Linked DNA regions of Homo sapiens: region 1 is linked to region 2. The links are chromatin loops, found by intact Hi-C in ENCODE. Cell type or tissue: PC-3. All regions are shown on one strand. Each heading gives the region's core, and the rest is flanking DNA. Links, peaks and the distances in the headings are about the cores only.

What was found. Hi-C counts contacts between places; a loop is a spot of excess contacts. Peaks named below come from ENCODE experiments on the same cell type or tissue, not always from the same donor. Only the 100,000 strongest peaks of a DNase experiment are listed, where the experiment ranks them.
Region 1: it touches region 2 in a loop (2.4-fold over the local background); 4 of 110 quality-filtered maps call a loop at or near these places.

What each region holds. Positions count from the first base shown.
Region 1 is chr7:65,469,569-65,486,173 of GRCh38, forward strand. LOC124901660 (a long non-coding RNA gene) reads left to right here and starts at 6,516. Exons shown (of 3, transcript XR_007060365.1): 1 at 6,516-6,847; 2 at 7,865-9,043; 3 at 10,704-10,807. In PC-3, for the core only: a CTCF peak has its summit at 7,963; a DNase peak (open chromatin) is centred at 6,423; H3K27ac peaks cover 400 bases.
Region 2 is chr7:64,943,248-64,959,852 of GRCh38, forward strand. No RefSeq gene overlaps it. Among named protein-coding and RNA genes, the nearest start is that of ZNF117, 39 kb to the right of the region's middle. In PC-3, for the core only: CTCF peaks have their summits at 3,722 (motif pointing left) and 8,192 (motif pointing right); a DNase peak (open chromatin) is centred at 8,194; H3K4me3 peaks cover 991 bases; H3K27me3 peaks cover 1,153 bases.

The DNA.
Region 1 (16,605 bases), core at 3,277-11,276, 530 kb after region 2:
TTTTTAGAGTGTCCTGTTTTTCTGCTCTGTTTTCCCCCCATCTGTGTGGTTTTATCTACCTTTGGTCTTTGATGATAGTGACCTACAGATGGGTTTTTGGTGTGGATATCCTTTCTGTGTGTTAGTTTTCCTTCTAACAGTCAGGAACCTCAGCTGCAGGTCTGTTGGATTTTGCTGGAGGTCGCTCCAGACCCTGTTTGCCTGGGTATCAGCAGCGGTGGCTGCAGAACAGTGGATATTGGTGAGCAGCAAATGCTGCTGCCTGATCATTCCTCTGGAAGTTTTGTCTCAGAGGAGTACCCGGCCATGTGAGGTGTCAGTCTGCCCCTACTGGGGTGTCCCTCCCATTTAGGCTACTTGGGGGTCAGGGACCCACTTGAGGAGGCAGTCTGCCCATTCTCAGATCTCAAGCTGTATTCTGGGAGAACCACCGCTCTCTTCAAAGCTGTCAGACAGGGACATTGAAGTCTGCAGAGGTTATTGCTGTCTTTTGTTTGTCTGTGCCCTGCCCCCAGAGGTGGAGTCTACAGAGGCAGGCAGGTGTCCTTGAGCTGTGGTGGGCTCCACCCAGTTCGAGCTTCCTGGCCACTTTGTTTACCTACTCAAGCCTCGGCAATGGCGGGCACCTGTCCCCCAGCCTCGCTGCCACCTTGCCGTTTGATCTCAGACTGCTGTGCTAGCAATGAGCAAGGCTCCATGGGCGTAGGGCCCTCCGAGCCAGTTGCAGGATATAATCTCCTGGTGTGACATTTGTTAAGCCCATTGGAAAAGTGCAATATTAGGGTGGGAGTAACCCGATTTTCCAGGTGTCATCTGTCACCCCTTCTTTGACTAGGAAAGGGAAATCCCTGACCCCTTGCACTTCCCAGGTGACGCGATGCCTTGCCCTGCTTCGGCTCATGCTAGGTTCGCTGCACCCACTGTCCTGCACCCACTGTCCAGCACTCCCCAGTGAAATGAACCCGGTACCTCAGTTGGAAATGTAGAAATCACCCGTCTTCTGTGTCACTCATGCTCTGAAGTTCATGTTTCTAATGGTAACTTCCCTACTAGACTGTGATCGTCTTGAAGATATTATTATTATTTTGTATCCCAGTGTCTAGCACAGTAGAGGATACAAATAATGGGTACTCAATATATATTTATAGACTAAATGAATGAATGAACAGAGTTAGAAATGTATTGCAAACATAATATTTTCATAAAGCCAATATTTAAGTAGTTGATTTATTTTTACCAATGTACTAAGGTTTCTAAAGAAGTAACCAGTTTTTTAAGGTCAAAAAACCATTTGTTTTTTATAGGTAAGTGATAAAGGATATTGGTTTAATTCATTTGGCTCTACCATAACTCTCTGGAAGAAGTAGACTAGTCAAATCTTATAAGATGTGAGTATTTGGTGCTTGCTTATAAGATATTATAATTTCAAGATAAATTAAAGATATATTGTACATGTATATATAAATGCATATGTTTATCTTCGCCTGACATACCTGTGGTATTGTTTGTGAAAATAATGCAACTTGGTGCCAGTTATGGGAACATACACTGAATGTATGTAAGTTTTTCTTCAGTGTTTGGTGTTTCTTACCTAAGACATCAAGTTTCATAAATGTACATTTAAACGGACATAATCCAGGCTGGGCATGGTGGCTCACACCAAGGCAGGTGGATTGCTTGAGCCCAGGAGTTCGAGACCAGCCTGGCCAACATGACAAAACCCCATCTCTACTAAAAATATAAAAATTAGCTGGACATGGTGGTACATGCCTGTAATCCCAGCTACTCAGGAGGCTGAGGAAGGAGAATTGCTTGAATCCCAGAGGCAGAGGTGTGGTGAGGTGAGATTGCTCCACTGCACTCTAGCCTGGGCAACACAGGAAGACTCCATCTCAAAAAAAAAAAAAAAAGACATAATCCAAAGTGGATTTTCAAACATGGAAATTTCATTTGCGTAGGATAAAGGGCCTCATGAAAGTTCTCTTAATTTCTGTCTGCATTAGGCCAAACTTTCAAGTAGTTGCCTAGGTCAACTAATTGAAAGTTGAAGGAAAAGTTCTTCCAAATAGAGGCCTAAGTAGGAAAAAGGATAAAAAAGAAAGGGATGACGTTCATTGGAAAACAAAAATCAGAATTCTATTTGCATACTCTTCTCCTTAATTACGGCTCTGCTGCCTGTCTTCCAAACCCTGCATATCAGTACTTACAGTGTGTATCACGTGACCCTGGGATTCTTCATTGCTCTTTGTCAAATTTTGTTTTGAGTGATTGAAGCTGATGGAAACGTGGTGAAGAGAGGAAGAGTTAGGGTGACAGATATAGGGAGGTGATTAAAAGCCTTCACTTGGTATATATTAGAAAGTTAACTGGCACATGACAGATGCAAAGGATTGGAAAATATTTGAATACAGAAATTTGCATGTGTGCAGAGATAATATAGAAGGGTGTCCCAATTGCACTGGGTTCAGAGAAATACTTTATCTGTACTTGTCACTTAGTATCCACGTTTTTTGAAATACGTAGCTTATTCATGGCCTCTTCCAGACTCTATGCTTACTGAATGCAGGAGCCATGTTTGATTCATCGTGATATCCTCTAGAGTGGTGAGTAGAGTGCCGTGTACAGAGGTTTTAATGGAATTAATTAGTTTGAATGAATGTAAGACTAAACCCCTAAAGACATAGTCTAGAGAACTTGACCACTGTCCAGTGAGATCCTGGGGTGGCATATCGCTGAAGAACATTGATTCTCTGAATGTATCATTGTCTAAACTGATTGGCAGCAAAGAATGAAGAAGGGGTGGTGAATTTGAAGTATATTTATTTATTCTCTGTGGCCCTGGGAGCCTTGTTGCCCCTCTTTTATTTTTTTCATTATTGTTTTTGAGACATGAGTCTCTTTTTTTGAGACAGAGTCTCACTCTGTTGCCCGGGCTGGAGTGTGGTGGCACAATCTCAACTCACTCCAACCTCTGCCTCCCAGGTTCAAGAGATTTTACTGCCTCAGCCTCCTGAGTAGCTGAGATTACAGGCACTCACCACCACACCCAGCTTATTTTTGTATTTTTAGTAGAGATGGCGTTTTGCCATGTTGGCCAGGCTGATCTTGAACTCCTGACCTCAGGTGATCCACCTGCCTCAGCCTCCTCCCAAAGTGCTGGGATTACAGGTGTGAGCCAATTTTGTGCCCTGCGAGTTGCCCCTCTTTTAAAACTGAAGATTGAAGAGGAGGTGACAAGTAAAGAAATATTTTTTAAACTATAACTTTACCTAGTGTGGTGTTTGTATATGTTTTATATATTTACATACATAGATTTTATGTATGTATATAAAGATTTCATTATTTAGACAGCAATAATTAATAAATATTTCTGTTATTTAATATTTGAAAATTAATTGTTACTCTAAACAGTAGGTGGTCTTTCACAATCATACTTTACATTTGTCTCATGAAAGCCTTGTTTTCATATATCTCATGTACACACAAGGAAACCGCTCATAAAGTGTCTGTCACTTCTGACTTCCAGCAACCTGCCTGGTTCCAGCACACATACACACACATATTTGTACACTCATACATACACACATATAATATCCCTACATCTTTATGCCTTTAATAATCTAGAGACTAAGCCTAATTTATGCTTGGGGAGATCTAGTGGGTACAGTTTTCTGCGATTGAAAAAGCCATTTTCAGCAGGATTAGCCTGAGACTGTTGCAGAGCTAATTGTCACTGATCTCATAGAGCTACCACTCTTAAAATCAAGTTCCATCATTTCCCCAAGTACACAGATGTTATCCTTGTTAAGTAGTGACAGTCACCAGTAATGTGAATTTGGCCCACTTTGGAGAACTACTTCTAGCACTGGCAGCTTTACATGTTGAGCACCATAGAAATGAGAATGTGACCCAAGAAGCAGTTTCCAGGTTAGGTTTCATGGAGTGATGGCACTGAGGACCACAGTTATCTGTTTTGGAAAACAGATGGAAATTTGCAGAAAACAAACTCACTAATAATGAATTTTATATGCCATTTCTGCATAAATATTTAAAAGTTTTTAAAATGTATTCTTTACTTCAACCAACATTTATTTAGTGCTGATACTATGCCAGGTACTGAGCTAGGAGCTGATGAACTAGATAAAATCACTGCCAGCAAGGAGCTCCCTGCCTAGTGAGGGATCCAGACAAGGAAAAACATAGATGTCAAGGCTGCACGACTGTGGCCTGCCATAGAGCTGGGCACCATGTGAAGGCCTGAGGGCTCTTGAGCTGTGGAGGAAGTATGCCTAGTTGTCTTAAGAGGGCTGAGTTCAAAGCTGCAGTGAGCTACCATCATACCACTGTACTCTAGCCTGGGTGGCAGAGAGAGACCCTGTCTCAAAAAAAAAAAAAAAGAGGGGGCTATCATGTAAGGCATGTACAAAGGTACAGAGTTAAGAGACAAAATGACACATTTATTGGACTGGAATAGTTGGGATTGCTCTGAGCACAGATGTGGAAGTAGAGGGAAGATGAACTAGAAAAATAGATGGGAAATGCTGAGGAGTTTGGGTTACATCCAAGGATGATGTGGAGTATGGAAAACATTTTAAGAAGGGAAACATTATTCATCTGGAGGATGACTGGAGAATGAGCGGTGGCAGGGAGTTTTAGTAACACAGATGATAGGGCAGGGGACCATAAATAGGAGAATAAAAGCTAAACTTGAGAGAATAGAGGGAGTACAATAGACATGACTTAGTGACTGGATATGAGGACAGAAGGGAGAATCTAGAACTTTTGGTTTTTCTGGGTGGTGGTGCTGTGGCACATAATAAGTGCTTAGTAAATATTTGTTGAACAAATGAGTGTGCTTAAAATATAGGAAGAACATGCTTTGAAGGGCTGAAATAGTCAGTTTGGTTTCAAGCAGGTTGAGTTTGAAAGGTCCTTTGATGGAGGTAGAAAATGTCTGCTATGTAGTTCACGTTGTGTTTTGGATTACGAAAGAGAGGGAAATCAGGGATGGAGATATATACTTGGAAATTATCAGCATATAAATGGTAATTGAAGCCCTGGGAACAGATGAGATCACTGGGAAAGAGTGTATATATTCTTCTGGAATTAAGGAGAAGCACATAGTTGGGACTCATCAGCATATAGGCTTAAGTTGGAAGTCATGAGTGTGGATGATATTTTCCAGGCTTTTGCATGTGACATGTATTAAAATGTATTTTGCCAACATCTAATGATTTAAGAAAAAACTGCTAAAGACTTCAAGAACCCTCGTGATTAAGAGAAAGTATGAGTATATGTTGTCATGATCCAAGACTCTGCAAATAAGATAATGTGCTAGCAAATACACACACATGCATGTGCACACGTGCATACACACACATCTGTATGTAGAGGAATATATTAGAATCAAAGAATCAGACTTCTATTATTCTTGATAGTAATAATGGATAATTATGCATGTTATTTAAACTGAAAGTCTGGGTGTGGTGGCTCACATCTATAATCCCAGCACTTTTGAAGGCTAAGGTGGGAGGACTGCTTGAGCCCAAGAGTTCAAGACCATGGAAGCTTGGGCAACATAGTGAAACCCTGACTCTACAAAAAATACAAAAATTAGCCGAGTATGGTGGCTAATGTACCTGTAGTCTCCGCTACTCGGGAGGCTGAGGTTGGAGGATTGCCTGAGCCCAGGAGGCAGAGGTTGCAGTGAGCTGACATCATGCCACTGCACTCCAGCCTGGGTGACAGAGAGATACTCAGCCTCAAAAACAAACAAACAAACAAAAAAACACCTGAAAGTTGTTAGCTATTACTCTTAGCAGTAGGTGGTCTTTCAAAATTGCACATTACATTTGTCTTGTGAAAGCCTTGCCGTCATATATCTCATGTATACACAATGCAACCACTCATAAAGTATCAAAGAATCAGACTTCTGATATAGTATTCTGTAGCTTCTGAGTTCCAGCAACTTTAGTAGTTCCAACATGGTGGCCCCTCTGTCCCTCCTCCAGGGGAGTATTCTCCCAATGTAAAGAATGAAAACTAACAATGTGTAGCTTTTGGAACTCTGGTCTGTATTCTACTTCAGACTTGGCCCTGCTGGCTGGTCTCTGAAACATGTGGCTCCAAGTAAATGCTAGGAATACTTGTGTAATTGAGCTGATCTTTCATAAGTGTCTATGGAGATGTCTTATTTTTTGGTTTGGGGGTTGGGTGTTAGGGTCATCCCGACCAGACTGTTCCCCTCCCTTCCCATGGGTGTTATAATGCAGTCCTTTGTGACCTCTGCACTGCTTCCCCAGGGCTAAAGACAAACACCCCTTCACCGACCCCTCCAGTAATTGTTTGTCCAGGCAGTTACAGGATGTGGTTAACATGTCTGTTGACCTCGCATAACAAAGCTGGCAAAAACATCTCCAGGATGTGGTCAAGACACCTGCACCCTCAGCTCAGCTCCCCCACCCCAACTCAGCCCTCCTGCACACCCAACTCAGCTGCCCCACCCTGACCCAGTTACTCACCTTATAAAGCCCTGTTGTAGTCTGTAAGAGGGGCTGCCTCCTCTGCTTTTGTCAGGAGGTAGCCCGGCAGGACTGACAATAAATCAGCTTGCCTGAACTTGGGTCTGCTGGCCTCACTCCTTTCTCGGCTGTCCTTCCAATTATACCTTATGTCTTGGTGCCGAAACCGGGAAGGTGGTAGAGTTCGGCCTCCTTTTCTCCCTTTATCCTCCCCCTGCTCCTTCCCCTGGCCGAACTCCCCCTTCCAGAACCTGCTAGAGACCCAAGGATCTCATACATCTTTTCCATTGCTGGCGAACACATCCAACACCAGGGACACCTCAGGAGTGAGTAAAGGAGACATACCTTCCGTCCGGAACCCTTGTCCGCTCTTTCCTTCCCAAAAGACCCAGCGCTGGGCCAAAGGTTTCCTCGTCCCAGCCTCCAGGAGACCCTCGATGTCTCCCTATCAGTGATGCCTGTACGGGGGATTATCGTACCTCTCCGACTTAAACTGTGGGACAGGGGACGCCTTCTCCCGCCATCCTTGTCTCTGGCCAAGTCTTCCATCTCTACCCCTCTCTCATTCCACTATGGGAGCCTCCCAGTCCACTCCCTCAAAGGCATCCCCCCATCGGGTGTCTCCTCCGTAACCTTAACACCCTTAACCTCCATTCCAAAATTTGGCCAAAAAGGCTCATCTTTCATTGTAACACAGCCTGACCTCAGTATAAATTGGGCAATGGCTCCCAGTGGTCTAAAAATGGCACATTCGATTTTAACACCCTCAGGGACCTGGACAACGTTTGCCATCGCAATGGAAAGTGGTCTGAAATCCCTTATGTTCAGGCCTTTTTTGCCCTCCGTAGCTGCCCCTCCCTTTGTCAGCCCTGTTCTGGTTTTCAAATCCTCCTTGCCCGCTCCAAGCCAGACTCATCCTCAGCTCCCCTTCCTTCTGACGATTCCTCCTTCTTTAACCCTGCTGACTTTTCCTCTCCCTGACAACACCGTAATCCTCCCCCAAATCATCACAATCCTCCACCATATGCTCCCGCTCCTGCCTTACCTCTTTCCCCTCCTCTCTCCAACCACCCAGATTCTGATTCTAATTCCTCCCCATCTCCACCTCCAGCAGGCCCAGCAGTCGGCCCCCTTACTTCCCCTGCGAGAGCTGGCAGGGGCTAAAGGAATTGTTCACGTCCACATTCCGTTCTCCCTCTCCAACCTTTCCCAAATTAAGAAACGTCTCAGATCCTTTTCCTCCAATCCTGACACTTATATCAAAAAGCTCAAATACCTCACCCCATCTTACAAATTCACTTGGCTTGATCTCCATATTATCCTCTCTTCTACTCTCTTCCCAGGAAAGAAAAACAAAACAAAACAAAGTGTGGCTTGCAGCTCAGTCGCATGCCAACGATCTTCATCGGCAAGACCCTACTAAGCCCCTAGGGGCCGCTGCAGTTCCCCGAGAAGACCTTCCTGGGAGTACCAACCCACATAACCTGGCCAGGCATCTCATAACCATGTGATTACTTGCCTCATCACAGGCCTTAACAAAGCAGCCCATAAGGCCATAATTTTTGAAAAGCTGAAAGAAATCTCCCAAAGAGCAAATGAAAACCCTGCTGAATTTCTTTCCCGCCTTACAGAGGCCCTCCAAAAATATACCCTTGTTGACCCCACCTCCCGGGAAGGAACCATTGTTCTGTTTTTTTTTTAAGATGGAGTCTCGCTCTGTCGCCCAGACTGGAGTGCAGTGACGCGATCTCGGTTTACTGCAAGCTCCGCCTCCTGGATTCATGCCATTCTCCTCTCTCAGCCTCCCGCCTAGCTGGGACTACAGGCACCTGCCGCCATGGCCGGCTAAATATTTTTTGCGTTTTTAGTAGAGAGAGGGTTTCACTGTGTCAACCAGGATGGTCTCGATCTCCTGACCTCGTGATCCGCCCGCCTCGGCCTCCCAAAGTGCTGGGATTACAGGCGTGAGCCACCACTCCTGGCCCTGGAACTATTGTTCTTAATATCCATTTCATCTCTCAGTCTGCTCCTGACATACAAAAGATGGCCCTCAAACCCCTCAACAAGACCTCCTTAACCTGGCCTTTAAGGTCTTCAACAACAGAGATAAGCAAAATAAATTAGATAAAGCCCAACGAGATGGTAATAAATACCAGCTCCTAGCAGCAGCTATTTGTCAGCCTACCCAGGCTGCCCAGGGGCACAAAAGACCTGATAGCAGTGACCCTCCCAGGCCCTGTTTTAATGTGAAAAAGAAGGCCCTTGGGCCCAAGCATGCCCTAACCCACAAGTGCCAAAAACTCCTTGCCCAGCCTGCCAACAAACCGGTCACTGGAAGTCCGATTGTCCTCTTAAGCAGACTAACCGGCCGGTTCCTCAAGGCCCTGGCAAAGCAAAGAGTGAAAAATCATTCACACCCCCACAGCTCCTTGGCCTTGCCACTGAAGACTGATGGAGCCCAGGGACCCTGGCCCCATCTGCCGTCACTGCATTGGAGCCCAGGGTAACTCTGCTAATAGCAGGTAAGCCGATCTCTTTTTTTAATCAATAGCTGGGCCACCTACACGGCTTTACCTGAATTTTTAGGACCCACTTACCCTTCCCAGGCCTCTGTGGTGGGGGTTGATGGACTTGTCTTCTGTCCACGTGCTACTGAATCCCTTACTTGTTCCCTATTTAATACTATTTTTTCACACTCCTTCCTTATCATGCCTCATTGCCCCACCCCCATCCTAGGCCGAGACATTTTAGCCAATTTTGCAGCTTTTATCACCTTTTCCTGTCCCCCTCAACCAGAAGTCCCTCCTGCTTCTCTCTGCTAGTCCGGCATCTGACCCCCTCTCCAGCACCCGCTACCCACCTCTCTCGTTAACCCAGTAGTGTGGGACACCACCACCCCTGCCATAGCTGCTCACCAGGACTGCATCAAAATCCAGTTAAAAGACCCCTCTAAATTTCCCGACGTTCCCCAATATCCCATTTCCCTAACACACCAAAGGGCTTACAACCCACCATAAACAAGCTCTGCTCACACAGTCTTCTTAGACCAACACACTCTCCATATAACAACCCCATCCTCCCTATTAAAAAATCCAACGGCTCATACCAACTCATTCAGGACCCCTGAGCTATCAATCAGGCTGTCCTCCCTGTTCATCCTGTAGTCCCTAACCCCTATACACTTCTCTCTCTCATCCCCTCCAACACAACCCACTACACTGCAATTGACCTGAAAAATGCCTTCTTCACCATTCCCCTACACCCTGATTCCATAAACCTCTTTGTTTCACCCAAACTGACTGCAACACCCTCCAGTCACAACAACTCACGTGGACTGTCCTCCCTCAGGGCTTCAAGGATAGCCCTCATTTCTCCAGGCAAGCCCTAGCCCAAGACCTCGCCTCCTTGGATCTTTCCCCCAGCCACCTTCTTCTATATGTAGAGGAACTCCTCCTCTGTAGCCCCTCCCTAAAAGGCTCCCAAACTCACACTGCAGCCCTTCTCAATTTCCTTGCTAATAAAGGCTGAAGCTCCCAGCCAAATAAAGCTCCTTCCTTCTTTAACATGGTGTCTGAGGAGTTTTGTCTGTGGCTCATCCTGCTACATCATAACTAGTTGGAAAGTACTGCCTTTGCTGCCTTAGATGTGTAGAACCTTTAGTCTTGGCCTTGGCTTAATTTAATGTGACCTCTGCAGCTAAGAACAATAGTTCCAGGGCCAGGAGCGGTGGCTCACGCCTGTAATCATAGCACTTTTGGGAGGCCGAAGTGGGCGGATCATGAGGTCAAGAGATTGAGACCATCCTGGCTAACATGGTGAAATCCTATCTCTACTGAAAATGCATGATCATTTGGCTCTTCTGAGATCTGAGATCATTTGGCTCTTCCCCTAGGGAACTAATGGTTTCCCACTTTTTCTTTTGCTGGCATTCTGGGGTATATCTTACTTGGCCATCTCCAGAAGTCAGAGTGGAACTACTGAAGAGTTTCAAAGAGCTGTGGAAGAACTGTGCTCAGTGTTTAAAACAGTCCTTTCCGTTTTCAGAAACAGGTTTTCTGCTTTGTTTTCAAACTTCAAAATTTATTTCTGAAACAAAGATTTATTTTCCCTGTGGTATTCTGAAGGTTTTATACAACTGTTAATTTCTAAAACCTAAGTCATTTCTTGGTTTTAAAACTTCAGTGCTGGCAGAGTGGAGCCAAGATGGCTGAATAGGAACAGCTCCAGTCTACAGCTCCCAGCATGAACGATGCAGAAGATGGGTGATTTCTGCATTTCCAACTGAGGTACTGGGTTCATCTCACTGGGGAGTGCCGGACAGTGGGTGCAGGACAATGGGTGCAGTGCATCGTGGGTGAGCCAAAGGAGGGCGAGGCATCACTTCACCCAGGAAGCACAAGGGGTCAGGGAATTCCCTTTCCTAGTCAAAGAAAGGGGTGACAGACAGCACCTGGAAAACAGGGTCACTCCCATTCTAATAGTGTGCTTTTCCAACAGGCATAACAAATGGCACACGAGGAGATTATATCCCGCACCTGGCTTGGAAGGTCCTATGCCCACGGAGCCTTGCTCATTGCTAGCACAGCAGTCTGAGATAAAACCACAAGGTGGCAGTGAGACTAGGGGAGGAGTGCCCACCATTGACAAGGTTTGAGTAGGTAAACAAAGTGGTCGGGAAGCTTGAACTGGGTGGAGCCCACCACAGCTCAAGAAGGCCTGCCTGCCTCTGTAGGCTCCACCTCTGGGGGCAGGGCACAGACAAACAAAAGACAGCAATAACCTCTGCAGACTTCAATGTCCCTGTCTGACAGCTTTGAAGAGAGCAGTGGTTCTCCCAGCACGCAGCTTGAGATCTGAGAACGGGCAGACTGCCTCCTCAAGTGGGTCCCTGACCCCTGAGCAGCCTAACTGGGAGGGACACCCCAGTAGGGGCAGACTGACACCTCACATGGCCGGGTACTCCTCCGAGACAAAATTTCCAGAGGAATGATCAGGCAGCAGCATTTGCTGCTCACCAATATCCACTGTTCTGCAGCCACCGCTGCTGACACCCAGGCAAACAGGGTCTGGAGCGACCTCCAGCAAAATCCAACAGACCTGCAGCTGAGGGTCCTGACTGTTAGAAGGAAAACTAACAAACAGAAAGGACATTCACACCAAAAACCCATCTGTTGGTCACCATCATCAAAGACCAAAGGTAGATAAAACCACAAAGATGGGGAAAAAAACAGAGCAGAAAAACTGGACACTCTAAAAATCAGAGCAACTCTCCTCCTCCAAAGGAATGCAGCTCCTCACCAGCAAAGGAACAAAGCTGGATGGAGAATGACTTTGACGAGTTGAGAGAAGGCTTCAGAAGATCAAACTACTCTGAGCTAAAGGAGGAAGTTCAAACCCATGGCAAAGAAGTTGAAAACCTTGAAAAAAAAATAGATGAATGGCTAACTAGAATAACCAATGCAGAGAAGTCCTTAAAGGACCTGATGGAGCTGAAAACCATGGCACGAGAACAATGTGATGAATGCACAAGCCTCAGTAGCCGACGCGATCAACTGGAAGAAAGGGTATCAGTGATTGAAGATCAAATTAATGAAATGAAGTGAGAAGAGAAGTTTAGAGAAAAAAGAATAAAAAGAAATGAACAAAGCCTCCAAGAAATATGGGACTATATGAAAAGACCAAATCTACATCTGACTGGTGTACCTGAAAGTGACAGGGAAAATGGAACCAAGTTGGAAAACACTCTGCAGGATATTATATAGGAGAACTTCCCCAATCTAGCAAGGCAGGCAGACATTCAAATTCAGGAAATACAGAGAATGCCACAAAGATACTCCTCGAGAAGAGCAACTCCAAGACACATAATTGTCAGATTCACCAAAGTTGAAATGAAGGAAAAAATGTTAAGGGCAGCCAGAGAGAAAGGTCGGGTTACCCACAAAAGGAAAGTCAACAGACTAACAGCTGATCTCTCAGCAGAAACTCTACAAGCCAGAAGAGAGTGGGGTACAATATTCAACATTCTTAAAGAAAAGAATTTTCAACCCAGAATTTCATATCCAGCCAAACTAAGCTTCATAAGTGAAGGAGAAATAAAATACTTTACAGACAAGCAAATCCTGAGAGATTTTGTCACCACCAGGCCTGCCCTAAAAGAGCTCCTGAAGGAAGCAGTAAACATGGAAAGGAACAACCAGTACCAGTCACTGCAAAAACATGCCAAATTGTAAAGACCATCAAGGCTAGGAAGAAACTGCATCAACTAATGAGCAAAATAACCAGCTAACATCATAATGACAGGATCAAATTCACACATAACAATACTAAATGTAAATGTAACAAGCTTAAATGTAAATGGGCTAAATGCTCCAATTAACAGGCACAGACTGCCAAATTGGATAAAGAGTCAAGACCCTTCAGTGTGCTGTATTCAGGAGACCCATCTCACATGCAGAGACGCACATAGGCTCAAAATAAAGGGATGGAGGAAGATCTACCAAGCAAATGGAAAACAAAAAAAGGCATGGGTGGCAATCCTAGTCTCTGATAAAACAGACTTCAAACCAGCAAAGATCAAAAGAGACAAAGAAGGCCATTACACAATGGTAAAGGGATCAATTCAACAAGAAGAACTAACTATCCTAAATGTACATGCACCCAATACAGGAGCACCCAGATTCATGAAGCAAGTCCTTAGTGACCTACAAAGAGACTTAGACTCCCACACAATAATAATGGGAGACTTTAACACCCCACTGTCAACATTAGACAGATCAACAAGACAGAAAGTTAACAAGAATATACAGGAATTGAACTCAGCTCTCCACCAAGCAGACCTAATAGACATCTACAGAACTCTCCACCCCAAATCAGCAGAATATACATTTTTTTCAGTGCCACACCACACCTATTCCAAAATTGACCACATAGTTGGAAGCAAAGCGCTCCTCAGCAAATGTAAAAGAATAGAAATTACAGCAAACTGTCTTTCAGACCACAGTGCAATCAAACTAGAACTCAGGATTAAGAAACACACTCAAAACCGCTCAACTACATGGAAACTGAATAACATGCTCCTGAATGACTACTGGGTACATAATGAAATGAAGGCAGAAATAAAGATATTCTTGGAAACCAACGTGAACAAAGACACAACATACCAGAATCTCTGGGACACATTCAAAGTAGTGTGTAGAGGGAAATTTATAGCACTAAATGCCCCCACAAGAGAAAGCAGGAAAGATCTAAAATTGACACCCTAACATCACAATTAAAAGTGCTAGAGAAGCAAGAGCAAACACATTCAAAAGCTAGCAGAAGGCAAGAAATAACTAAGATCAGAGCAGAACTGAAGGAAATAGAGACACAAAAAACCCTTCAAAACATCAATGAATCCAGGAGGTGGATTTTTGAAAAGATAAACAAAACTGATAGATCTCTAACAAGACTAATAAAGAAGAAAAGAGAGAAGAATCAAATAGACGTAATAAAAAACGACAAAGGGGATATCACCACCAATCCGACAGAAATACACACTACCATCAGAAAATACTATAAACACCTCTACGCAAATAAACTAGAAAATCTAGAATAAATGGATAAATTCCTTGACACATACGCCCTCCCAAGACTAAACCAGGAAGAAGTTGAATCTCTGAATAGACCAATAACAGGCTCTGAAATTGAGGCAATGATTCACAGCTTACCAACCAAAAAATGTCCAGGACCAGATGGATTCACAGCTGAATTCTACCAGAGATACAAGGAGGAGCTGGTACCATTCCTTCTGAAACTATTCCAATCAATAGAAAAAGGGAATCCTCCCTAACTCATTTTATGAGGCCAGCATCATCCTGATACCAAAGTCTGGCAGAGACACAACAAAAAAAGGGAATTTTAGACCAATATCCCTGATGAACATTGATGCAAAAATCCTCAATAAAATACTGGCAAACCGAATCCAGCAATACATCAAAAAGCTTATCCACCATGATCAAGTGGGCTTCATCCCTGGGATGCAAGGCTGGCTCAACATATGAAAATCAATAAACGTAATCCAGCATATAAACAGAACCAAAGACAAAAACCACATGATTGTCTCAATAGATGCAGAAAAGGCCTTTGACAAATTCAACGACACTTCATGCTAAAAACTCTCAATAAATCAAGTATTGATGGGACATATCTCAAAATAATAAGAGCTATGTATGACAAACCCACAGCCAATATCATACTGAATGGACAAAAACTGGAAGCATTGCCTTTGAAAACTGGCACAAGACAGGGATGCCCTCTCTCACCACTGCTATTCAACACAGTGTTGGAAGTTCTGGCCAGGGCAATCCAGCAGGAGAAGGAAATAAAGGGCATTCAATTAGGAAAAGAGGAAGTCAAATTGTCCCTGTTTGCAGATGACATGATTGTATATCTAGAAAACCCCATTGTCTCAGCCCAAAATCTTAAGCTGATAAGGAACTTCAGCAAAGTCTCAGGATACAAAATCCATGTGCAAAAATCACAAGCATTCTTATACACCAATAACAGACAAACAGAGAGCCAAATCATGAGTGAATTCCCATTCACAATTGCTTCAAAGAGAATACAATACCCAGGAATCCAACTTACAAGGGATGTGAAGGACCTCTTCAAGGAGAACTACAAACCACTGCTCAATGAAATAAAAGAGGATACAAACAAATGGAAGAACATTCCATGCTCATGGGTAGGAAGAATCAATATCGTGAAAATGGCCATACTGCCCAAGGTAATTTATAGATTCAATGCCATCCCCATCAAGCTACCAATGACTTTCTTCACAGAATTGGAAAAAACTAAAGTTCATATGGACCCAAAAAGAGCCCGCATTGCCAAGTCCATCCTAAACCAAAAGAACAAAGCTGGAGGCATCCTGCTACCTGACTTCAAACTATACTACCAGGATACAGTAACTAAAACAGCATGGTACTAGTACCAAAACAGAGATATAGACCAATGGAACAGAACAGAGCCCTCAGAAATAATGCTGCATACCTCTAACTATCTGATCTTTGACAAACCTGATAAAAACAAGCAATGGGGAAAGGATTCCCTATTTAATAAATGGTGCTGGGAGAACTGGCTAGCCATAAGTAGAAAGCTGAAACTGGATCCCTTCCTTACACCTTATACAAAAATTAATTCAAGATGGATTAAAGACTTACATGTTAGACCTAAAACCATAAAAACCCTAGAAGAAAACCTAGGCAATACCATTCAGGACATAGGCATGGGCAAGGACTTCATGTCTAAAACACCAAAAGCAATGGTAAAAAAAGCCAAAATTGACAAATGGGATCTAAGTAAACTATAGAGCTTCTGCACAGCAAAAGAAACTACCATCAGAGTGAACAGGCAACCTACAGAATGGGAGAAAATTTTTGCAACCTATTCATCTGGCAAAGGGCTCATATCCAGAATCTACAATGAACTCAAACAAATTTACAAGAAAAAAACAAACAAACTCATCAACAAGTGGGCAAAGGATATGAACAGACACTTCTCAAAAGGAGACATTTATGCAGCCAAAAAACACATGAAAAAATGCTCATCATCACTGGCCATCAGAGAAATGCAAATCAAAACCACAATGAGATACCATCTCACACCAGTTAGAATGGCGATCATTAAAAAGTCAGGAAACAACAGGTGCCGGAGAGGATGTGGAGAAATAGGAAAACTTTTACACTTTTGGTGGGACTCTAAACTAGTTCAACCATTGTGGAAGTCAGTGTGGTGATTCCTCAGGGACCTAGAACTAGAAATACCATTTGACCCAGCCATCCCATTACTGGTATGTACCCAAAGGATTATGAATCATGCTGCTATAAAGACACATGCACACGTGTGCTATTGTGGCACTATTCACAATAACAAAGACTTGGAACCAACGCAAATGTCCAACAATGATAGACTGGATTAAGAAAATGTGGCACATATACAGCATGGAATGCTATGCAGCCATAAAAAATGATGAGTTCATATCCTTTGTAGGGACATGGATGAAACTGGAAACCATCATTCTCAGCAAACTATCACAAGGACAAAA
Region 2 (16,605 bases), core at 3,288-11,287:
CCAATATGGTGAAACCCTGTCTCTACTAAAAATACAAAAATAAATAAATAAATAGCACGGAGGCTGCGCGGTGGCTCATGCCTGTAATCCCAGCACTCTGGGAGGCCGAGGCGGGTGGATCATGCGGTCAGGAGTTCGAGACCAGTCTGGCCAAGATGGTGAAATCCCGTCTCTACTAATAATACAAAAGTTAGCCAGACATGGTGGGCGCCTGTAATCCCCGCTACTCGGGAGGGTGAGGCAGAGAATTGCTTAAACCCGGGAGACAAAGCAGAGATAGCACCGCTGCACTCCAGCCTGGATGACAGAGCGAGACTCTGTCTTAAAAAAACAAAAAACAAAAAAAAACAAAAACAAAACCAGCACAGAGTAGAACTTGCGGATCTGACCCGGTCAGGTTTTCATTTTTTTTTCTTTTTTTTGCCTTTTCCTCTAAATTATGCTTGCCTTCAGTCAGATTTCATGTTTCATACTCATGTGGCAATTTAAATGTAATTATAATGGTCACAAATTTAGGAACTAAGAGTTTTAATTTACCCAAGAGTGCTACTTTAACATTAAACTTTCAATAGTGCTTTCTGAATCCTATGGTTTATTACCTTCTATTTGAATCTATTAATTAACTATAGTAACTAATAATAATAAAGTCTTGATCTGCGTAGCTTGACCGCTTACAAGGTCGTGTATTTATTCATTTAACTGAAAAGTGTGTGTTAGCAGACACGATGTGCCATCCTTTTTGCTAGGCTTAGGAAATAAAATGAAGAAAAAATATTGGTCTCTACTCTCATGAAACTTTCAGTCTGGCTACATAAAACCCTCACACACTCCTGAGAAGTGGATACCTCCGAAGTCTCCTATTAACCTCCTATTCCAATGTAACCACTATCTGAATTTTGTGTTATCATTTACTTTATGCAATTTTATCTATAAACAATATACATTTGCGTGTTGCCTGTTTTGGGGGTTTATATAAAGTCTACCATAAGTTTTCATCTGTGATTTGCTTTTTTTTTATAATTGTACTTTTCTATTTTTCCATGTTGTCTAGAAACATAGCACATTTTCATAAAGAGGGAAGGGGGACATCTCAAGGTCTCCTGGCAGTGCAGCGAAGGCTGGTGAATTATCATTAAAAAGGCTGAGATTATCATTAAAGAAAAATCTCTGAATTGTGACACTGCACTCCAGCCTGGGTGACAGAGTGAGACTCCATCCCCCCGCCCCCCCGAAAAAGAAACATTTGAAGCACATTTTTAACACCAAATAGCAACAGGATTATCAGGTTCAGGATTCTGAAAGAAGGGGTGTAGATCACTTTATTTCATTTTTTCATTTTTCTTTGCTTTTTCTTTTTTTGAGACGGACTCTTGCTCTGTCACCCAGACTGGAGTGCAATGGCATGACCTCTCCTCACTGCAACCTCTGCCTCCCGGGTTCAAGCTATTCTCATGTCTCAGCCTCCTGAGTAACTGGGATTACAGGTGCTCGCCACTATGCCTGCCTGATTTTTGTATATTTAGTAGAGACCAGGCTTTGCCATGTTAGTCAGGTTGGTCTCGAACTCCTGACCTCAGGTGATCCACCCACCTCAGCCTCCTAAAGTGTTGGGATTACAGATGTGAGCCACTGCACCCAGGGCCACAAAGGTGTGGACACCTAGGAGCCAGGGTCATTTTCTGAGGACAATGAGTCATTGAAAGGCACAAGTAGGTGAGGGATGGATTGGGCTGCTGGTTTGAAAGCGCAACATGGAGCTTCCTATGGCACAGGCAGCTTGGGGGCAGAGAGGCCAGTGAGAGGCAGGAGCAGCAGCCCAGGCTGTCACCAAGGAGGGGACAATGTGGTAAAAATGGAGAAATGCACATGGGTCTGAAAGGTTTAGATAAATGTGGATTTCAGCACCTCCTCTCCCACACCCCACTTATCAGCTGTGAACATGGGGCAAGGCACTCCTTTCTGTGTCTTTATGACTTAGCTGAGGTGACCACTAAGTAGGAAAAGTGCCTGGCTGGTGACACATAATAAGTAGCTGCAAGTGGTAGCTTTCTTCCCTACCCACTTGAAGCAGAAATTGGTGACCAGTTTTTCTCTCTGAGTCGTCCAGCTGGCACCAGAGAAATTCTGAGGCTGCTTCTTCAGACAGGGCCACCAGGATGTCTGGGCAGCATGGCAAATCTGATCCTTAGATCAGTTTGGAAAAGGTGGGGAAGACAGAGCCAGAAAAACTGGGCCAGATGCCTGGATTCCAATCATACCCAGGCCCTGCCCCCTCTGGTTCTGGCTGTGCTGTGCCTGTCTGGGTCCTGAGTCAAGTGACACCTGGTCCCTGCCCTCTGCCCTCAGGAAGGTCCCCATAGACCAGGGAAAACTCACAAATACAGCCATTGGGTAATGCCAGAGAATATGCATGCCAACTCCTAAGGCTGATGAGTTACTAAACACCAATAGCTACGGTGGGAAAGAGATGTCATTGTCACCATCTTAAAGATAAGGAAACAGAAGCTTAGAGAGCAATGTGCCCAGAGTCGTTCAGCCTAGGAGTGACTGAGGCAGGACAGAAGTCATAACTTGTCCAGCTGCAAGGCTTGAGTTTCCAGTCTAGCCCAGAAGATATCACCCTGCCCAGGTTGGGCTGCAACCTCACTCACCTTTGGGACAATAGGCTCTATCTGGAAGAGAAGGCTCTATTTTGAGCAATGAGGAGCCCATGCCAAGCACAGCCACCTGCCCCTGCAGAAATGAGTGGGGCTGGAAGCTTCATGGATTCTAGTTTTTAATGAATATCTCCCCTGAGCCCACACAAGCTTGTGACTGTTGGTCCCAAGGCATATTGTCCAACCTCCAAATGGAGCAGAGCAATGGTGAAGGAAGCCTGTCTGGTCAGCTCAGCCACTTCTGAGCTCTATAGCTTTGCACAGGCCTTTGCTCCTCACTGTGCCTAAGTTTCCTGCCATAAAACGGGGACATTGATACAAACCACACACACAATGAGGATGAAAAGAGATAATGGGTAAAATGACCTCACCTGCCAGGGAGTCCATGCTCAGAGAACTCTCATGCTCTTGGGTGGAATATTTCCTCAGAGACATAGAGCTTGGAGGTCAGGGACACGGGCCCTGCCACTGACCTGCTCTGTGACTCTGAGACAGTGGCTTCCACTCTCTGAGTTCAGATCCACACTGAACAGGCTGCTCTGACCTGTGCCCCTGGGCTGGGAAGGGAATTCTTCCTCCCCAGCTTGTCAGGGAACCCTTGGCCATGGCTGAGGGCAATCTGGCCCCAGTGCCCTGGCTTAATGGAACAGCAGGAAAAGGCAAACACAAAACCCAGACAGCAGCTGATCACGGAATCTGCTCTCCTTGACCCACAAGGATTTGTTGTGATCCAGCCAGCCTGTGACTCTGTCCACATGCTGCTCCTCTGCAGGGATGCTGCTGTTCACTCTTACTCTACTGAGACACACAGATGTCCTTGAATGAAATAATTCTCTCTCTCTGTCTCTCACACACACACAAACACACACACACACACACACACCCTAACTCTTCCTCCAGGCTCGCAAGTCAGCTGTCCAGAAAAACTGCCTTCAGCGGCCCCTTAGCCTGTGAGCTGCCCTCATTCCCCTTCACAGCCCTGAGTGAGGATGCGCAGCCTCCTTGGGCAGGAGGAGGCAGCTTCTGGGAGGTTGGGTCTCACAGCTCCAGTGCCCCCTGCTGGGCCTCTAGCCGGCTCAGGCAGTGACCCTGGGTAGGGAGCACCTCAGTGCTGCTCATAATTGCAGAGGATGGCCTCACCAGTCAGGGGGTCCTGGAGGGCCTGGGGGGGCTTGGTCTCTGACTGCCAGCAAAAGACGCTGGTCACATCTAGGCAGCAGGAGGCAAACACTGAGTCAGCTGACTTGCCTGACTTTAACCCTCAGGTTTTTTAAAAAAATTAAAATACAGGTGCAGGGGCTTGGGCTCGGGACTCCTGGACCCACGTGGGGCTGAGCGTGGATGGTGTTTGGTGTCCGGCTTCACTCCCAAACCGCACCCGGAGGGTTTGCGGGGCGGAGGGGCCTCAGGGCGACGGTTCCAGAACAGACCCAGGCTGCTCCGGTCAGCAGCAGCCCCGCCGCTCTCCCACCTAGCGGGGACCCCCAGCCCCGCCAGCCGCATCGCTCTGTCCCTCTCATGTCAGGCAAGCCAGTTCCGGACCGCGTGGCACCAGGAGCCGCCAGGAGCCGGGGCGACCCAGAGGTCTCCAGCGACCTGGCGTCCGGCGAGGACACAGCCCCCAGGAGGGGTTAGACCACGGGAGCCGGAGCCCGAGTCCCAGGGCCGCCGAGCCAGTTTAGAGTGGTCTCCAGGCCCTAGTGGGAAGGGGCTCCGCGCTTCTGGGCGTCCACAGGAGCTGCATGGCCCTGCCCGCTGACGCCCGGTCGGGACGCTCCACACCCTGTGTGGGGGCGGAGGGGACGCGGTGGGTGCGGCCTGGGCGCGGGTGGGCTAGAGCCTGGAGACCGCCGGGAGCCCGACTTCCTGGCGCTTTGCCCTTTGGGGAGCGGAGCCAAGGAACAGCGCCAACCTCTCTCCACAAGCCAGGGACCCTACGACCCACCGCCGCAGGTGAGCTCCGCCCGGGCGCCCCCTCCCCCACCACGCCTGGATCCCTGCCGGGCTCCCCGAGCCGAGACTGTGCCTTCTGCAACAGGGCTGTGCTCCAGGTGGGAGAAACATCCTTTGCTCCCTGCTTTGGGGTCCCTGGGCTCCTTGTAGGGTCTAGTAATGGTAAAACTTCTTACTCTGGCTGGAAAGGTAAAATTTTTCAGATCCCCTATGCTTCAGCTCAAAAAGCAGAGCTTATAGCTGTAATTGAGGTATTGGCTGCTTTTACTATGCCTATTAATGTGATTTCTGATTCTTCATACGTGGTTCATTCCACACAATTAATTGAAAATGCTCAGTTACGATTTCATACAGATGAACAACTGATGACTTTATTTACCCAATTGCAAATAGCAGTTAGGAGTAGAATGCACCCTTTTTATATCACTCACATTAGGGCTCATTCACCTCTTCCAGGACCTTTAACTGGAGGGAATCAAATGGCTGATCGCCTAGTTGCTACTGCAATATCTAATGCTAGACACTTTCACAATTTAACCCATGTTAATGCCTCTGGTCTCAAACGCAGATACAGCATTACCTGGAAAGAAGCTAAAGCTATTACCGAGTGATGCCCAATTTGCCAAATGGTGCATTCCTCATCTTTTACAGGAGGAGTTAATTCTCAAGGATTGGAACCTAATTCTCTTTAGCAAATGGATGTCACACATGTTCCCTCGTTTGGGAGTCTAGCTTATGTACATGTATGTGTGGACACCTTTTCCCACTTTGGGCTACATGCCAATCAGGAGAGTCTTCTGCCTGTGTTGAATGTCACCTTTTGCAATGTTTTGAGGTGATGGGCATTCCAGCCTCTATTAAAACAGATAATGCCCCAGGCTGTACTAGCCAAGCTCTAGCTACATTTTTCTCTATGTGGAATATTAAACACATTGCTGGTATCCCATATAATTCTCAAGGACAAGCCATAGTAGAAAGAATGAATCTGTCCCTGAAACAGCAGTAGCAAAAACAAAGGGGGCGGGGGGAAACAGGGACTATGGGACACTGCATATACAATTGAATCTAGCATTATTGACTTTAAATTTTTTGAGCCTGCCTAAGGGCCAGATGCTATCAGCAGCTGAACAGCATCTACAGAAACCAGCTGCAAAGACAGAAGCAGAACAACTGGTTTGGTGGAGAGATCTGATAACAAAAAGTTGGGAAATAGGTAAAATAATAACTTGGGGTAGAGATTATGCTTGTGTTTCTCCAGGCCAGAACCAGCAGCTGATTTAGATACCATCAAGACACCTAAAACCTTATCATGAGCCAGATGCTGTGGAAGAGATTCTGGGAGAATCCTGAGGACCCCCCAGTTGCAGCCATGTCAAGACTGATGCTGAGGAGGACCCCAACTGTCACGAGCAACACCCGTCGAACACAGCCACCTACTTGGGGAAAGATCAAGAAGCTGTCACAGATGGTGGAAGAAAACCTGAGGAAAGCGGGACAACCAGTCACAATGAGTAATTTAATGATAGCTATGAGAGCGGTGATCACCATTGCTGTGAGTATTCCTTCAGCAAGCGCTGACACAGAGAACAATTATACTTATTGGGCATATCTATCAATCTTGGCTGGCAATAATGCCTGGATGTAATCACTCTATGACCCAGTTACACATGCTTTCTGATCTCAGTATTTGCCATAATGAATCTGCTCCTATAATTAAGGCATACCACCCTCAAAAACCTATTTGTAAACAGAATTGAACCTGGCCAGAAAAAATGAATGTACTTGTTTGGGAAGATTGCATTGCAGAACAGGCAGAGGTGCTGCGCAATGATTCCTATGGAATCATTATTGATCGGTCTCCTAAGGGGATGTTTAGCTTGAATTGTACCTCTGAGTATGTGTGCCATGGCCACACTATGTTCAGCTGGTCAGAAGAAAACAGTCAGATGGTAGAAATGGTAAGAAGTATGGCAAGAGTTCTTATTATCTGGAAACATGGCGGTATAGTGGCACCTCAACCTCAAATGATATGACCCGCCGTAGGAGATTAACAAAAGGATTTGTGGAAACTATTAATGGCTCTTAATAAGATCAAAATTTGGGAACGAATAAAAAACCATCTAGAAGGACACTATACAAACTGGTTTTTGGATATTGCAAAGTTAAAAGAACAAATATTTAAAGCATCCCAGGCACATCTGACCTTAATACCAGGAACTGGAGTGCTTGAAGGAGCTGCAGACGGATTAGCAGCCAGTAACCCATTAAAATGGATGAAAACACTTGGAAGCTCTGTGATTTCAATGATGATTGTGTTATTAATCTGTGTTGTTTGTCTTTGTGTAGTCTGCAGATGCAGATCCTGACTCCTGCGAGAAGTAGCTCACCGTGATAAAGCTGCCTTTGCTTTTATTGCCCTGCAAAAACAAGAAGGGGGATATGCTGGGGAATAGGCCCCCAAATCTGGACATAAACTGGCCCCAAAACTGGCCATAAACAAAATCTCTGCAGCGCTGTGACATGTTCATGGTGGCCATAACGCCCATGCTGGAAGGCTGTGGTTTACCGGAATGAGAGCGAGGAACACCTGGCCTATCCAGGGCGGAAAACCACTTATAGGTATTCCTAAACCACAAACAACCTATGCCTTAAGGACATGTTCCTGCTGCAGATAACTAGCCAGAGCCCATCCCTTTGTTTCGGCCCATCCTTTTGTTTCCTGTAAGGAGTGCTTTTAGTTAATCTATAATCTATAGAAACAATACTTATCACTGGCTTGCTGTCAATAAATATGTGGGTAAATCTCTGCTCATGGCTCTCAGCTCTGAAGGCTGTGAGTCCCCTGATTTCCCACTCCACATGCTATATTTCTGTGTGTGTGTCTTTAATTCCTCTAGTGCTGCTGGGTTAGGGTCTCCACGACCGAGCTGGGCTTGGCAAACGTAACTCTTTCTGGGTACTTCCTGTTGGAAAGGAGTGCTGTGGGCCGGGCGCGGTGGCTCACGACTGTAATTTCAGCACTTTAGGAGGCCAAGGTGGGTGGATAATGAGGTCAGGAGTTCAAGACCAGCCAACATGGTGAAACCCAATCTCTACTAAAAATACAAAAATTAGCTAGGCGTGATGGCATCTGCCTGTATTCCCAGCTACGCAGGAAGCTCAGGCAGAAGAATTGCTTGAACCTGGGAGGCAGAAGTTGCAGTGAGCTGAGATCATGCCATTGCACTCCAGCCTGTGTGACAGAGCAAGACTCCATCTCAAAAAACAAAAAAAGAGAGAAAAAATGAAAAGAAAGAAAAGGAGTGCTGTGGCAGGGGGACAGCAGTTGGGGCTCCTTCTGAGGTTGATCTAAGGGTTCTCAAAAGAATGGTGTGTCCATGTGTGGCTCTGTTCATAGCACCATTTAAGGTTTAATTGTTTCTAGGTGAAAAGAGAGAAATTTTTCAAGAAGGCTTGAAATATAGGGTTAGAATATGAGTATTTAGCTTACCATTGTTAGTAGAGATCCTATAGACCATAACTGTGACAGCAGAGTTTGTTAGCTGTTAGCTACACCAATGGATTGTAATACCAGTTTGCCTCCACTAGATGTTGCTGTACATTGCCAGAAATGTTAATATGAAAGTAACATTTGTTTTGAGAAAACATACATTTCCCCCATGACTTGCCATTAGGGAATACTATTAGGTTTAGGCCATCTTTTATAACTTACAATATCATTGGGAGAATACGTTATTGGGTGGCTAAAATAACTTTAGTGTTGATCTTAGCAATTTCTTTCCTTTAATTATTAAATTCTTTCATGACAGGCCCTCTTACAAGATTCTTAAAATTTCTGACTTGTCCTAAACATCCTTCCTTTAAACAGCCAGTCATTTCCTTTCAGGACAAGAATTTACCATACAAGATATTTTCTTATATAAAATCTTTTTATAACCTTCTTTCCATAGCTTAGAGTGCACCATAGTACTAATCTTTAATACAAAGTCCTATCAAACTTAACGATAGTAAAACTTCCATGCTTACTTCCTATCCATAACTCTTACTCCTGCTATAAGCAAAACAAACTTGACTAAATCTTTTCTGCAACTGCTAATCCTTTTACAAAGATAATAATTAGGCAAATTGTTTCAGCAATTAGAATTTTACAACCAGAATTCCACATTGTGGGTGCCACAGTGTACAGTTCTATTGCAAATAATAGCGTGAATATAACAATTCCTGCAAAAGTGGTGTAGTAAATAGTTTCTGTTTAAAACTTTACTTGCCAAGCTATAACATTCTCCTTTGGGAATTTATGAAGTTACAAATGCAATTCTATGTATAATTGAAATTTCTGGCAAATATGCATTAAAAAGAAGGTCTAATATTTGGCGGTGAATTTTGAGAGGAAATGTAGAATTTTTTTAAAGTATCTGGTGAGGTAGATGGGATTGAGTAAGATGAGTAGCTCTCACTCAGTTACTTATCTTTTACGATTTTCAGGTTAAGATCTTCTATTTCTCCACACTGATATTCAGGACATTCCTCTGGGCTGTCAGAGGTTGCTCCCTCAGCTCTTCAGGCTTTGACTTGAGTGTGATGCATTCAGAATTTGATACCTGTAACTTTTACTGCCAAGGGGCTTGAAAGAAAATCAGTGTAGGGCTCTTCCCAGTTTGAGTTTAGGAAAGGAGAGAGTTTTCACTAATGCCAAATCTCGAGTTAAACAAAGGTGTTCCTATTTCCTGGGGTTGGGCTTCTGCCAGTTGTGTCAATTCCTGTTGGAAGTGAGCTAGAGAGGTTACATGCTTAACCAACTTAGAGGTTTTCTGCCTGAAAAGAATCTCTGAACACAATGATAAGATTTATCCTTTCCTAAGTGAAAAACTTGTTGAAGGATTTTAAGGACTTTCCATTGGCTTGAGGCTGGCAAATGGAGTTTGCCATCCTCTGTCCTCTGACTGTAGCCATCCTGAGAGATGAAAATATACCCTCAAGAAGCAGCCCATTCTATTTCCACAGAGAAATACTGAGGTTTATTTTCTCTTATGGAGCCTTCCTATATTCGAAGGGCTTGAAGTGTGTTAATTCTTTGAGGCTTCCTCACCTTTGACTTAGCTGTCTGATCAGATAACCTGTTTCCTTTGGCTACTTCATCTGTTCTCTTTTGATGTTCCTTACAATGTGTCCCTGCCATTTTTCATGGAAGGAAAACTGAGGATAATAACCAGTTAATTTCTGGTGATATTTTATAGGAGAAGCATTAGTGGTAAGATTTCTTTCTGCTTTTTATTATAAGTTGTATTTCATACAGGTATTCAATTTATATCACCCTCCTTCATTATTTTAATATAAAGCCTTCTCCACTTTATATCAGTGGAAAACAGGCCACCTGGTGCCAGGAAAGCACATGGATTGCCATTTTAATGATGATGATGAAAAGCACTTGTTTGGGTGGTACTCACGTGCCAAACACTGTTATTTGGCTCAAAGTACCAGTTTTTTATTCTTCTCTAAATGTAGTGATAAAATAAAATAAAATTCTTAGTTAAGAAGACTTTATCTCATTCAAGTATGTATTATGAAATTTTGTTGACACTTAAGTGTCTCTGACTTACCTAGAATATTGAAATTTTTCATGAATTCAATTTGAACACTGTAAAGAAACTTTTTTTTACTAAAAGCCTTTGTGAGGCAGAATAAGATTTATGAAATGTCTTTATAATATGGAAAAATGTGTTAATGATGTTTGTAGTAATCCCTCTGAACACAGCATTCTCAATTCCCGGTATTCACCCTGAGTTACTCAGGGGAAATTGGTATCTCTGTAAACAGGCAGAAGAAAGTGCAGAGTGAAGGTGCACAACATAGCACAGAAATGTTTTCCACATGCACCTATTAGGGTCTTAATGTAATGGACTGTTATTTGCGTGGCTACATACTTACTGAATCTAGTCATGCTATTTTCTGGCAGCTAAAGGCATCTGTTACCCATTAATTTTATATAATTATTTTCTTGGTGGAAAAATAAATCCTTTTTAAATTTACTGTAAATTAAGAGATTAGATTTGTAATCTTCAATTTTTTAATGTTAAAGCAAATCAGAGAAAAGCCATGTGTGTATATTGTATGCATTTTCCTACCTATCGAAATTCTTGTACTGCCCTGAAATATCAAGGACTTAATAACGGAGCAAATCCTAAATCTGGTCTTTGCTTCTTGTTAGTAATCTGTCCATTTCAAAAATCATGGCAATTATGCTAAGCCATTGAAAAGATGTGGTTTTGACTAATTTTATCTGATTTTAAATGTTTTGTTACTTTTATTATGTTAATCTAAGAGCAAATATCCACATAACTGTTCATGCTTTCAAGAAATACTCATATTATGGACAGATGCAGTGGCTCATATCTGTAATCCCAGCACTTTGGGAGGCTGAGGTGGGTGGATTACTTGAGGTCAGGAGTTCGAGACAAGCCTGGCAAACATGATGAAACCTCATCTCTACTAAAAATACAAAAATTAACCAGGTGTGGTGGTGCATGCCTGTAGTCCCAGCTACTCTGGAGGCTGAGGGAGGAGAAGGGCTTGAATCTGGGAAGTTGAGGTTGCAGTGAGCTGAGATCACACCACTGCACTTCAGTCTGGGTGATGGAGTGAGACTCTGTCTCCAAAAAAAAAAAAAAGAAATATATATGTTGGATTACAGTATAGTAGAATCCTCTAAAATTAGCAGAAGTTCATTATTAAATTTATTGTTTTCAAAATTTTTCAATTGTGAAAATGAAAAATTAGGTATGCTTTTTCATGATAATTTTAATTCTAGGAGGGTACCTAGGATAATGTAAAACAGGGTCATCAGAATGGTGCAGACATGCTGATTTAATTAGAATGAGTTCAGCCTTTTTGGTAGACTATTGGTATCCCAGAGGCTGACCATTCACTACAGCTTACTAAATGTTGCCTCATAAGGCTGATACAAGAGTGCTTGGGTGGCTCACGCCTGTAATCCCAGCACTTTGGGAGGCCGAGGCGGGTGGATCATGAGGTCAGGAGATCGAGACCATCCTGGCTAACAAGGTGAAACCCCGTCTCTACTAAAAATACAAAAAATTAGCCGGGCGCGGTGGCGGGCGCCTGTAGTCCCAGCTACTCGGGAGGCTGAGGCAGGAGAATGGCGTGAACCCGGGAAGCGGAGCTTGCAGTGAGCCGAGATTGCGCCACTGCAGTCCGCAGTCCGGCCTGGGCGACAGAGCGAGACTCCGTCTCAAAAAAAAAAAAAAAAAAAAAGTGCTTGGGAAGGGAAGAGCATGGTCCGTTTAAATAATATGGAAGTGGGGAAGGGAACTGCTGGGTAGAGGAGGGCGCTGTCACTGGCCAGGGCTCCACCCCCACGGACCTAAGTGAGGACAGGCACTTCTGCCCTTGTGCCCAAATGTATTTTCCAGGACCACCCTGGCCCACCATGCCCCCATCCTGGGCCTATAAAAACCCGGGACTCTAGCAAGGCAGAGACACAAGTGACCAGATGTGGAGAGGAGCACATCGGTAGAGGAAGATGCAAGTGGCTGGTCCTCAAGAGGACGTCGAGAGGAGCACGCTGGCAGAAGAGCACACCCGCAGGCACCAGCACACCAGCAGGCTATCAACTGGTAGGACTAGGCTGAGTTTGGTCCGGGCAGTCGGAGGAGAGCCAGGGCCACCAAGCGGCCCAACTCCAGGGAAAGAACATCTCCCTTCTGCCTCCCCCATTGGCTGAGAGCTATGCCACTCAATAAAACTTTACACTCATTCTCCAAGCCCACGTGTGATCCGATTATTCTGGTACACCAAGGCAAGAAACCACAGGATACAGAAATCCCCCTGTCCTGGTGATAAGGAAGGGGGTCTAATTGAGCTGGTTAATACGAGCTGCCTATAGACGGCAAACTAAGAGAGCGCCCTGTAACACATGCCCACTGGGGCTTCAGGAACTGTAAACATTTACCCCTAGACACTGCCGTGGGGTCGGTCTGCCTATCTGTATGCTTCCCTAGTGCAGTGGAGCACCAAAGAAGTGAACCACACCCGCATCACACACTTTGTGAGGGGAACAAGGGAACCTTTCCCGTTTCAATGCCAGTGGGCTCTTTCTTTTCTTTTTTTTTTTTTTTTTTTTTTGAGGCGGAGTTTCGCTCTGTCGCCCAGGCTGGAGTGCAGTGGCGCGATCTCGACTCACTGCAAGCTCCGCCTCCCGGGTTCACGCCATTCTCCTGCCTCAGCCTCCCGTGTAGCTGGGACTACAGGCGCGCGCCACCATGCCCGGCTAATTTTTGTATTTTTAGTAGAGACGGGGTTTCACCGTGTTAGCCAGGATGGTCTCGATCTCCTGACCTCGTGATCCGCCCGTCTCGGCCTCCCAAAGTGCTGGGATTACAGGCGTGAGCCACCGCGCCCGGCCGCCAGTGGGCTCTTTCAACCAGACTGCCTTTTTCCTCTCATTGATGTGGTTGTGTTGTGGTCTCCTCTGTTTATCTTAAGCTATCTCAGATAAGGTGATTATTTATTGCATGACTAAGACCCCCCTTTTTTTCCTCTGCAATGGGATTCTCCTTGTCCTCCCTACTGGAAGCAACATGTGGGAGGCAGAAATGATGACAATATACAAATATATTTCCTGCCATGTGTCCTCCATAAGCAGCTTACAGCATGGCCCATGTAGAAGTCACTTATTTCCAGGCCAGCTGGGATGTTTTTCTATCATGTATCCCTTTCTCTTAAAAGCGCCTCTGATTCACTTTAGCCCAATCAGGATAATCTCCCTTTTGATGAACACAAAAGCAACACATTAACAATCTGATTTTATGAATGATTTTCCAACACAGTCACACATTCTTTTGCAATCAAGGAAAAAGGATTCCACAGCAGGTGTGCAACAGACTGGCAATCCTGGGGAATATCTTAAAATTTTGCCTACCCACCTGAATAGACCTTTAAAATCATCTTTTAGTTGCTTTTGTTAGCAAAGCAAAGATATCTGCAAATAATAATTAACTACTTTCCAATTTTATTCATTAAAATATTAACTAACATTTTTTCTGGCTTATTTCTTATGTACCATTTGATACATTCACAAACACGCAGAACAATGAAAATGTATCTAATTATTCAATTTTTGTTAATTTTTATTAAAAGTGAGTGTTAATTATTTCCTTTCTGGTTAAAGAGGGTTTTTATTGTTGTACTCAGAAGTGCTATCTCTGGAGACATATTTGCCTGTGTTTTAATATTCTACTATTATGAGCAAGTCATTTCTACCCATAGCTCTGGTTCTTTCTCTGCAAAATAAGGATAAGTGTAATGCCTATGTTATCCAGTTACTGTGAGAATTAAATTTATTAACACATAAGTAGTATTATGGTTAGTGCTCAGTACAAATTAGCTATTAAGATATGTGTATACTGAATTATATTAACATGTTCTTTAACACAGAAATATCCTTCCATGAGTTTTTCAATCAATAAATATATTTAATTTTTTTTTTTTTTGAGATGGAGTTTCACTCTTGTTGCCCAGGCTAGAGTGCAATGGCACCATCTCGGCTCACTGCAACCTCCACCTCCTGGGTTCAAGCAATTCTCCTGCCTCAGCCTCCCAAGTCACTGGGGTTACGGGCACCTGCCACCACACCCAGCTAATTTTTGTTATTTTTAGTAGATAGGGTTTCACCATGTTGGCCATACTGGTCTCGAACTCCTGACCTCAGGCGATGCACCCCCCTCGGCCTCCCAAAGTGCTGGGATTACAGGTATGAGCCACCACACCTGGCCTTTTAAATTCATTTTTTAAAAAAAATATTGGATACACAATGGAATATTGTTCAGCCTTTAAAAAGGGGTAAATCCTATCATTTGAAACAATATAGATGAATTTAGAAGACATTATGCTAGATGGAATAACTGTGGCACAGAAAGACAAATACTGCAAGAATAAAGTTTAACTCAAAAAAGTAGAAAGTGGAATAATCTTTACCAGAGGCTGGGTGTGGTGGGAAGAAAACAGAGAGTTGTTGATCAAAGAATGCAAAGTTTCACATAGACAGGGTAAATATGTTTTGATATCTATTGCAAAGCAGGGTGACTACAATAAACAATAATTACTGTATATTTTAAAATAACTAAGAGTAAATTTCAAGTGTCTCACCACAAAAATGATAGGTGAGTTCATGTGTTATTTAACTCAACATAATCATATTATGTACATATACTCAAACTTCACATTGTACCTCATAATGTATATAACTCTTATTTGCCAATAAAAATATTAATAGTTTTTAAAAAAAGGATAGTATCATAAACATTCGACTACTATTACAGCCCCGGACTGACTAGAATAAACATGAGTTACAAATCACTGATGTGGCCACCTTGTTTTCAGGCTTAATATTGATCATGATCTAACAGAATCAACAAATAAGAGCTAATAAATTTCCTGTACACTTGTTATGTGCTGGGCAAACTTTGGGTACCCTTATTTGTACTAATTGCTTTAATTTTACCAAAACCCTAGGATTTAGGCAGTATGATCCTCACTGTACGGATGAAGAGTCAAGCACAGAGAGGTCAAGAAACTGTATTCATATCGTACAGCCCATAAATGGCAGAACTGGAATGCAATCAGGAACCACCTGATTCTAAGTTTCAATCTTAACCATATGCCCAACACCCTCTCATCCAATTATTATTCCTGATCTAACATTTTGGCTTTTAATTTTCTAATTTAGTAGAAATAAAGAGGAATTTTAAAATCAGTTTTTTGACAAAAATAGCAGACAGGAGGCAGAAATAGATTGCAGCTCCCACTCAGAGCAGTGTGTGGAAACTCGCATCATGAACTTTTGCTTCAGAACTACTGCAGGAATGAACCAGGAAAGCTGAGAGAACCCACAGACTTTCTGAAGGAAGCAAATTTCTCCTGCAGGATCTCAGAGACAGCCCAAATACTATGAGTGCCCAAGATGTGAAAGTGGGAAAAAGGAATCATCTGCTCTCATACACACACCCTCACTTGGGAACCTGAAAGTCTAGATCATGGGATAAGGACCTGACCTTACCTCGAGCTGAGTCAATTTAGAGAGATGAGCTAAATACAGAGGTAGAGGAAGCAGAAGAAGCCCTGTGGGCTCTCTGGGTCTTCAGGAAAGCTTTTAAAGACTTGTTTCAAAGGGGTCCTTGGAGAGGGCTGTCAAGGGAAGTGGGAAAAGACCACAGGGAGAAGGAAACTTCCAGCTGAACTTTCTAACAATTCTAACCAAACATGAATTCACCTGGCCAGAATTTGCAGGAGGGCATGAATCAGGTGTGCAGACTGCAAAGTCAGCAGGCACAAAAGGCCTGCTCGCTTTTGCAGCTAGGAGGCTGGTAGCCTTGGGCAAGTTCTCAGCCCTGCTCACCCACTGCCTGAAAGAAAACTCGGTGCTCTTGGTGCAGAGCATGGTGGGAGTGAGTCTGGTCTTTCAGGTTGTGTGGGAGCTGGGTGAGGACTGTAACTGCTGGCTTTCCCCACATCCCTGACAACCTTCATGACAGCAGGGGCAGCCATAATCCTCCTGGGAAAATAACTCCATTGACCTGGGAACAATGCCACCATTTCCTGCAGCAGCTGCAGCAAGCCCCGCCCAAAGAGAGTCTAAGCTCAGATATGCCTAACCATCCCCCACCTGATGGTCCCTCCCTACCTACTCTGGTAGCTGAAGACAAATAGCTTATACTCTTGGCAGTCTTAGGGCCCCACTCACCACCTGATCCTCCCTATACTACCAAAGCCATGCTCCCTTGAAAGCACCTCCTCCTGGCAGGTGGCCAACCAGCACAAAAATAGTGCATTAAACAACCAAACCTAAGTACCCTCAAGAAGTCCATTTCACCACCTGCCACCTCTACTGAAGCAGGTGCTAATATCCACATCTGAGAGACCTGAAGACAATTTACATCACAGGACTCTGTGCAGACAACCCCCACTACCAGCCCAGAGC